Regions from separate parts of the Homo sapiens genome. Here region 1 is linked to region 2. A link is a contact called in ENCODE Hi-C or POLR2A ChIA-PET data. All regions are on one chromosome and are shown on one strand. The core of a region is the stretch at or near the end of the contact, and the rest is flanking DNA. Distances in the headings are between cores, read along the strand shown.

What was found. A loop is a pair of places that touch in the nucleus more often than their neighbours do. ChIA-PET counts read pairs that join two places held with the same protein, here RNA polymerase II (POLR2A). Pooled maps may share reads with other maps.
Region 1: a loop to region 2 is called in a map of Calu3, with 12 times the contacts of the local background. The contact joins two enhancer-like sites. A Hi-C loop is called at or near these places in 1 of 168 maps with a recorded cell type or tissue (Calu3), 2 of 37 single-sample maps with no recorded cell type and 4 of 50 pooled maps. POLR2A ChIA-PET finds 5 or more read pairs at or near these places in 1 of 52 experiments (MCF 10A).

Annotation. Positions count from the first base shown.
Region 1 is chr17:72,612,939-72,617,493 of GRCh38, forward strand. The region is part of intron 3 of LINC00511 (long intergenic non-protein coding RNA 511); the gene reads right to left. Among named protein-coding and RNA genes, the nearest start is that of LINC00673, 22 kb to the left of the region's middle. Within about 2 kb of position 2,258, at least 11 of the 41 ENCODE cell types and tissues checked have a DNase peak (open chromatin) inside an H3K27ac peak, as active enhancers do.
Region 2 is chr17:72,463,513-72,468,091 of GRCh38, forward strand. The region is part of intron 1 of LINC00673 (long intergenic non-protein coding RNA 673); the gene reads right to left. Among named protein-coding and RNA genes, the nearest start is that of LINC02003, 120 kb to the left of the region's middle. RefSeq lists an enhancer at 1,987-2,196. Within about 2 kb of position 2,104, at least 12 of the 41 ENCODE cell types and tissues checked have a DNase peak (open chromatin) inside an H3K27ac peak, as active enhancers do.

The DNA of each region.
Region 1 (4,555 bases), core at 1,008-3,507, 150 kb after region 2:
GTTCTGTGTGTCTTTTTTTTTGGAGACAGAGTCTTACTCTGTTGCCCAGGCTGGAGTGCAGTGGCGTGATTGGGCTAACTGCAACCTCCACCTCCCAGGATGAAGCAACTCTCCTGCCTCAGCCTCCTGAGTAGCTGGGACTACAGGCATGCACCACCACGTCCAGCTAATTTGTGTATTTTTAGTAGAGCTGAGGTTTCAACATGTTGGCCAGGCTGGTCTCGAACTCCTGACCTCAAGTGATCTGCCTACCTTGGCCTCCCAAAGGGCTGGGATTACAGGCGTGAGCCACCGTGCCCGGCCCTGTGTGACTTTTGACTCCAGTTTTTGGATGAATCAGGGTCCTAACAGGATACAAACAGCACAACCACTTTGGGGGACTGAAAAGAGCTTAAGACAGAGATGATGTATTATGGGATGGGCAGAGTTCAAGGAACCAACAAGGGAGAGTGCAGGTTCATGGGGCCAGCAGTGGTGGGAAGGCATGACCCCCACCCTCTGAAGTCAGACGGGGCAAGGAGAGCAGAATGTTTCCAGAACCCAGAGACAGCAGCTGCGGAGAAAGGACAGCCTGCCAGAAACTGAGGCTACTTTCCTTCCACCCTCTAATCTTCTGCTATTCGCTCCACTTGCTGAACTCAGCTGGAATCCAGTGGCCAAGGGAGCCTGCTGATGCAATCCCTACAAGGGCAGCTCTTGGGGCACAGATCAGGGGTGAAATGGAGACAAGATCTGGATGGGCAAAGGAAGGAGATCCAGCTCACGTTTCAAGGGTGAGTTTCCACTCTCGTGCCAGCGTTAGAGGGGGATGCTAGGGAGAGACAGCGCCCCTGACATCCCCCCCAGCTCTAGACCTCTGTTGCCACTTGGCTTTCAGACATCTGTCCCTCGGTGCCTCTCAGATCTAGCACATCCAAACCAGACCACTGATCCTGCTACTCAGTTCTGAACCATTCTTGGACCTCCTGATGATGTGTCATGCTATTTTTCCAGATTTCTCTTCCTGGCCACCCAGGCTTAAAGCCTCAGGGCTACCTCCACTGTGCCCTCTTCGACATGTGGTCAGTTGCTACCCCCTCCCTCCACAATCCTACACTCCACCATCTTACCCATCCTGTCTTTTCTCATTTTCTTCCAACTAGACCGGTGGCATCTACTTCTAACTGTCATCTCTAATCTCTTCCCCTTTAAATGTACCCTACACACCACAGCCTGATTAATCTGTCTAAAACACAGCATGGATGGTGATTCATCTGCCCATGTCTCAACCAACCCAGCCCTTCCTTGTTCCCCAAATATGCCCCATGCTTGCCTGCCTTCATTTCTTGGCTAAAACCTTTCCTTTGCCTGGAGGAGGGGCTGCCCTTCATCTTTTTCTCCTGAAGCCAAGCTTTCTTTCATGCTCCCAAAATATTTTCATCTTCCCTCCTCCCCTCTCTCTAGATATTCTGCTTGTACCTTTCTTATGGCACATATTCCAGCTTAACTTATATTACCGTAATTCGGGGACATGGGTTCTTTCTTATTTTCCTTACCCCATTGCAAATTTGAGAGCCAGAGTCATGCCCTGTTCATTTCCGTAGTTGCCCCTGAGACCTAGCCAAACAGCTGGCACATAGTGGATGCTAAATCCCCATGCAGTGAATGAATGAATGTGGCTATCACTTAGGATATTTTCCAAAAGCCGTATGTACAATATATTTCTTGGCCTGTCTCTCTTGTCTACATAATGATACAAATCAAGGAAGGCCCTAACGAGTCCCATGTTGATTGTGGGGCATATGACTAATCCCGTAATACACTTGGACTGCTTTATGAAAGCACTTTTCAAACAGCTTTATAGCATATCTAGGCCACAAGGTTGGGAATAGATACCTAGAGATTTATTGGATCATTAAATGAACTAGGGAACAATAGGCATTGTGTTAATTTACACACACAGTGGGAGAGATCCAGGACACCTAAACCATCCCCATGTTAAAAATCAGCCCTCAGGCCCCATATAGTCTGCAACTCACCCAAAAGTACCCCCACGAGGTACACAGGAGCCTCTCCCCAGGCTCATGGAAACAGCAACAAAAGTCTTAAAGTCTTAAGTCCACCACAAAGATCTGATCGGTGTAGGTGGGGGAGGATGGGTGGTGGGAGAGAAGAGAGGAATTGTCAAAAGTGCAGTGATTTAGTGTCTGTCTCTTTCTTCCCTTCTCCCTCCCTCCCTCCCATCACCCTGCCTCCTGCACAAGGAACTATTGAGAAGGCACAGAACAAACGCTCCCTTATGCGGCTCCCACGGCGTCTCTCGGTTTGTCGGAGACAGCTGCCCAAAGCACGCTATGGTTACTCATTACCCGGGTTCCCAGGCAGGAAAAGGAGCAAACTTAATAGACTCGAACTAACCCTGAGCTCAAATACTCCAGCCATAAATAAATAAATAAGTCAGGTGTACCAGGGGAAGGGGAGGGAAGTGAACGGGGAATGGCTGGGGAGGGGTCGGCAGTGTAAGCGGACTGAGTGGGGCCGGGTTGCGGGGGCGGGGGTGGCGGTGAACACAACCCAAGAGTTTCTGAAAGGGGAGGGGAAGGATGGAGGGAGGGAGGAAAACTCTTTTCTCCCTTTGGAGGAAGGACAGAGGGTGTTTGTGTTGCTTGCTTGTCCCCGCCTGCAGAGTGGACGAGAGGCTCTCAGCTGGCCATCTGGGGACCTTGCGGAAAACTAGAACTTTGAGGGGAAAGGAAAGAAAGTCCTGTTTCTCCAGCGTGAGATGTGGCTGGGGTTTTGCTTTCCTCCTGACTCACAGAGTAAATGGTTTAGTTCATGGCCATCGAAGTGCCCATTGAACAGATGGGAAGGGCAAGGATGGAGAGAGAAGCAAAGGGACTGAGGGGCAGAGTGACTGTTGGCAGGAAGTCAGTCGTGCTCCAAAACTTTGAAGTCGTCTCTATGAGTGCTCCTCAACCCACACACTTTTGCCCCTCCCCCTACTCTGGAGACACTGGGCAACGTCTGGAGAGGTTTTTCATGGTCACAACTGGGAAGCCAGGGTGGTACTGGCATTTAGTTGGTAGAGGCCAGGATGCTACTCACCACGCTACAAGGCACAGGACAAAACCCTGTAATAAAGAATGATCCAGGCCGGGTGTGGTGGCTCATGCCTGTAATCCCAGCACTTTGGGAGGCCGAGATGGGTGGATCACCTGGATCACCTGAAGTCAGGAGTTCAAGACCCGCCTGATCAACATGGTGAAACCCCATCTCTACTAAAATTACAAAATTAGCCGGGTGTGGTGCCAGGCGCCTGTAATCCCGGGTACTCGGGAGGTGGAGACAGGAGAATCGCTTGAACCCAGGAGGTGGAGGTCGCAGTGAGCCATGATCCAGCCATTGCACTCCAGCCTGGGAAACAGAGCAAGACTCTGTCTCAAAATAATAATAATAATAAAGAATGATCCAGCCTCAAATGTCACAGTGCTGAGACTGAGAAATCCTGCTCAAGATGTAAGTCTCAGAACCCAACCTCCATCCCAGGCTGCCTCTAATTCTGCAGAGGGCATCTGTCAGTCCATAACAGGTCCATAAATTCACTCCTTCTTCCAGGGTGAAGAATGGAGAAAAATCAAAGAACAGCACATGCAACGATGCATTGGTGATCTCCTTCCTGCTAACCCTGTGGCCAAGAACACAAAGCAAACACGACCCCCAACAGAGAAGGCAGGGGAGGAGCCCACCAGTCAAACCAGCATTCCCTAGTCCCCGCCTGATCATTGAACAGACTTGAGGGGGCGCAGCATCTTTTACCTGGTCTCAGAATTTCTGCCAGTCTTGGCATGTTGGGGGCTTGGGAGGTTGCATTTTGGGTTTTGTTTTATGGCTTAATCTGGACCTCAATTCAGTCAAGTCAATGAGAGCAGGGACAGTCCCCAGTCACCATCTCAGGACCATGGCAAAATGTAATGAGCTTTTTCAGGAATTTAAAGTACTCACAGAAGGGCCTTCTGCAAAAATGAAGCATGACCCAATGAGTGTAGCCCAGCGCAGTGAGGGTGGACAACTTCAAGGCCATTGTTTTTCAGGGGGCTGTGGCAGCCAAGAGTTGCTGGGCCCTGTACAACCGTCAAAGTACTCCCAGGAATGCCACTGGTCTTTCCACAGTTGTCCAGGGGTGGAGAATCCACTGAGGGTCAATGACTCTGTTACAGTCATGTCAGTACCTTAAAGGTTTGTGGTGGGGGGCTGTGGAGGAGTTGGGGAGGGATTATATCTGTAGTGTGTGCGTGTATGTGATGTGCATGTGCATGTATGTAATGTGTGTGTAGATGTGTGTGATGTGCAATGTTTGTGCATATGCGTGTGCTTGTACCTGTATGTGATGTGTATGCATGGCATGTATGCATATATATAATGTGTGTGTGTACGTGTGTGCCTGTGTGTGTGTGTATGACACACCAGCTGATCAATGCCAGAACAAGAAGACCAAGGAAGATTCCAGAGATAAGACTGTCCTACATCTCTGATTGATGGGCATCTTTGAAGACGTAGGCTAGCATCTAGAGGCTTC
Region 2 (4,579 bases), core at 854-3,353:
CCCTTTATTTTTGTTTCAGGGAGGATTATTGCCATGGCAATGTCCAGGTGACAGAGTCAGGAGGGGGAAGAAACCCACCTGTATTCAACCCTTAATCCCTTAAAGCCTGTCAGAAAGCAGCAGCCTTGGAAAATAAGAAGCCTGGCCAGTGTTTCCTATCGATCACAAGACAGAATAAACCAGAAAACAGCTCTCCACGAAGAAGCCTTGGTCAGTCAAGTGTCCCTAGGGGCTCTGCCAATCTCCCTGCATAGGAGATCTGCCCAACACACATTTGCATTTTCAGAAAGAGCAGAGCAGAAAGGAAGCAGAAAGCCAAGTCTGTGGTGGGGAAAAAGGAAAGTGGGTTTCCCATGAGATTCAGGTAGCTCCCCAGGACCGAAGGATCAGCTGGGCACGTGTGCTTCCTATCTGGGTAGTGCTGGTCATTTCTGTTTGCTGTGGCCACAGTGTGGCCATCCTATCGGCACCTCTACCCAAGAGTGGGTGGAGCAAACAAAACAAAATTCAGTTCCTGGGTATTAGCTTAGCACCCAGTCCACAAACCTCCTCTGCCTCTGAGGAGGTGAGAGGCCCTTAAAGCTACGGGCATTCACAAAGAAACAGGAGGAAATGAGGAATTCACTGGAAATTTTTGCCGTCTATGCTAGGAGGAACATCCCAGGTACCCACAGGGACTATCAACAAGTATCCACCCCAAAAAATAGATTCAATAAAACAATAAACTTACAAATATGAACTTGTAACTGTGGTTTACTATTCTTGGGGAAGTCTGTTTTATTTCTTTTCTTTTATTATTTCTTTGAGACAGGGTTTTCCTCTGTTTCCCAGGCTGGAGTGCAGTGGCACAGTCATGGCTCACTGCAGCCTTGACCTTCAGGGCTCAAGCAATCCTCCTGCCTCAGCCTCCCAAGTGCCTGGGACCACAGGTGTGTGCCACCACATCCAGCTAATTTTCAAATTTGTTGTAGAGATGAGGTCTCACTACATTGCCCAGGCTGGTCTTGAACTTCTGGGCTCAAGTGATCCTCCCGCCTCGGCCTCCCGAAGCGCTGGGGTTATAGGTGTAAGCCACCGCACTTGGCCTGTTTTAAATAAGTGTTGTATACTTGTGTGTGCTGGAAAACAGCTATCCAGAAAACACCACGGATAGACAAGCTTCCCCAACCAAATTGTGTTCCCAGTTCATGCGTTATCCACTGACCCTCATTTAAACTTGGTTTTGGCTCCCTGTGTTTTTCATTTCATTGTTAAGGAGGCATACACTAGATCCTTCCTCTTCTTGGGCTCAGTTATCCACAGAGATACAATATTTTAAAGGTTGTCATGTCCTTGCCTGGCTTATCAAGGAAGTAAGGGACAGCCCAAGGGCTTCCCAGGTAAGGAAAAACAACGGTTTTATAAAGCCACGGCTGGTGACAGTGCAAAAGGAAAGGCTGCTTCCATTGTATCTGGTCATTGGGTTTGCTGTGTGCCTATCAGGTTTATAAAACAAACTGCAGCAGTGAGAGGCTGTGAGTGAGCTCTCTTCCTTCCCCTATTAACTATCTATGCAGTAAGAAGGCCTGATGCACCCATTTAGCTGGGAATAGCTGCCAGAACTTTAAGGCTGATGCCTGGGAGAGAGTCAGTGGGCGGCACCGGGCTGGCTTTCTGAATTCAATCAGAGGTGGCCAGCCCCCTCTAACCATGATCCAAATGTACATGCCAGATGAGGAGCCGTCGTGGTTGAACAGGGAATGTTTCATGCAAATCATGGGTTTGGAGCAGGATTTTGTGGAGGGAGCATCCTTGAGAAAAATGTTGGGATGGCTACGGACTGGCGGGCTATTAGTCACAGAGCCACCACCTCCTCCATGAACGATGAAAGTTCTTACCACCCTGGATGCACAGATCAGCAGTTAATAATGAGGTCTCAGCATGGAGGAGACACATTCTTTCACACACATGCACACACACACATATGCACACCTGCACACACATACATACATACATACAAGCATGCACAAGAAGTCTTAGAGCCCCATCTCCTTTTGGCTGGGATTTTGCATCCTGAGAATCTTGGGTGTTACCCATGGGAACAAGCTCCTCCGAAGCCACACATGGTTGAAACTCCTCTCCCAGTGACAACGACGTCACGTCTCCCAGGCACTGGCTCCCTTGGGAATGTGTGAGTTGCTCCCCTGGGGCAAAGAGCAGCTGCTCGGGGTGACTCATAAATTGTGCTCTCAGCCCTGTCACCCACTGTGCCTCCCGTCCATTACTCAGCCTTCTCCCTGCGCTTGTTCCTATGGCTGCCCCTCAACCCAGCTCACCGCTGCTCCCAGCTCGCTCGGCACTCTGCAAGGATTGGCATTTGCTTCGGGCAGACTCTTCTCTGTCCCTGCCTTCTCTCCTCCATGAGACCCAAGGCAACACAATTTGCCCTTTGAGGAGTTGGGAGTGGGAGCAGAGATCGGGGTGACAGGGGACAGAGAGATAAAGGCAAGAAAAGAATGTTCCCTTCGTTGAAAAACAGTTCAGCTCCAGGGTCACCTCTTTGAAATCATCAGTGACACCTCACTCTGCGTACTCCCCTCAAACACAGCCCCTAGGCATTGCTTCTTCTAGGATCTGGGATTTTTGACACTGAAGGGTCCTGGCTGCCTTAAATCCTTTCTAGAAGAAAGTGGAATGAGGCAGAGTATAAACAGACAAATACACCCAACAGGTGAAATAAAACTTGAGCTTCTTAAGCAATGCTCTGTTTCTACAGGCAGCTCCCACTTGTGGAAAGGCAGAGGGATGAGGAGGGTGGACATGAGTCAAGCCTCCCCCTTCCACTCCCCACTGTCAACCCCCACCCTGACCCATTCAACAGCCTAGGGAGTTCCCTGCTTAAGGGAATCTTAGAACACACACCCTCTGCAAATACCTACAGCCTGTGTACTGAAACTTAGAGATTACTTCTGAAAAAGTGACATCATCAACAGTACAGGATTCTCAAAAACTCAGTCCCTGTTTCCTTTTTACTTCTGTTATTTTAAAATACCAAAGATACTTGCATTTTCTTCTTTTCCAACTGTTAGTGAACTCTATTCCAATCAGCATTAAGCCCAGCAATTTTTGTACTAGGTACCTACTCCTACACTCCCTGTTTAATAATCAGTCATCTAGAATAGGGACTGGCAAGCTTTTTCTGTAAAGGACCACAGAGTAAACATTTTCAACTTTGTGGGCCATGACATCTCCATCGGAGCTACTCAACTCTGCCATTGTAGCATGAAGCACCCATAGACAATAAGCAAATGAACAGGTATAGCTGAGTCTCAATAAAACTTTATTCATAGACTTGGAAATTTACATTTCATATAATTTTCACATGTCACAAAATATTCCTTTTTTTGATTTTAACTTTTAATGTGGAAAGGATTCTTAGCTCACGAGCTGTACAAAAACAGGTGGCAGGCCGGTCTTGGCCCACAGACTGTAGTTAGCCAACTCCTGGTCTAGAATCAAATATTTAAATGGAAACCCTGAGAGAGCTCTTTCTTTTGAAAAGAATATGATAATCGTGATAATAGCTCCCATGTATTGAGCACTTGTTCCATGAAAGAACTTGACATGGAAAAACGGCTTTTCATCCTCATATTAACATATGAGACAGGTAAATATTTTCTCTGTGTTTTGTGGAGGTAGTCACTGAAACTGATGAGAAGAAAATTAACTCACCAGGTTCACTGCAGCAAGGATTGGAACCTGAAGTGCAATTCCAGACAGAGATACGGGATGCACGGGTTCAGCATCCTTAAAAACACAGATTCCTGTATGTTAAGGAGGTGATGAGAAGGAGGTGTCTGGGGAGCCACCCCATGGGATTTATATCACTTGTTCAGAAAAACCTTCCATCAAGGCTACCATGAAGGAGTAGTCTTCCTGCCCAACTCCTAAACATTTCGCTCAAGTGAAACACAGCTCAGATGGACTCCAAGAACCCTTTAGAACTGGGGAGAGGGAGGAGAGTGGATGCATTTGACAAATGGTTAAGGGCCACCTTGTACTGGGGGTCATAGAAGGTACTGAACGGTGATTGAGAAGCCAACTGCAGGGATGTGAGCCTTGGCTCATTATTTTTGGCTCTGGCAGATGCCTGGGCCCCCTGCCCCTGTGAGTACTACCCCAGGATGCCCAGAAGCAGGGTTCTGTCTCCACGTACTACCCCCAACAGGAGGTCTCTGCGTCCAGCAGCCTCCGCTTCCAAATATTCCCCATTTCTGCTCTTCCTCTAGGCCCAGCCCTCCCCACTGTCAGCCTCCAAGGTCCAGGCTGGAGGCAAAATGTCCCAGAGCTGAGTCTGCTGCCACCCAGAGAGAATTCTATTCAAAATGAGGGCCCTGGGAAAGAGTTGGGTGGCTGCTTTCAGTTCCTCTTAGGCCCGATGCCTGATTTCTTTTCCATTCTGGGCACCAAGGCTCATCTGGACAGAAGAGCACACTCCTTGGCTGCCTCTGGGCCCACCACACCCGGTGGAAAGGCACGGATCCTGGATATAAACCGACCAAAGCAAGACAAGGCCGTCTGCTGGAGCCGCCCTCCGCCC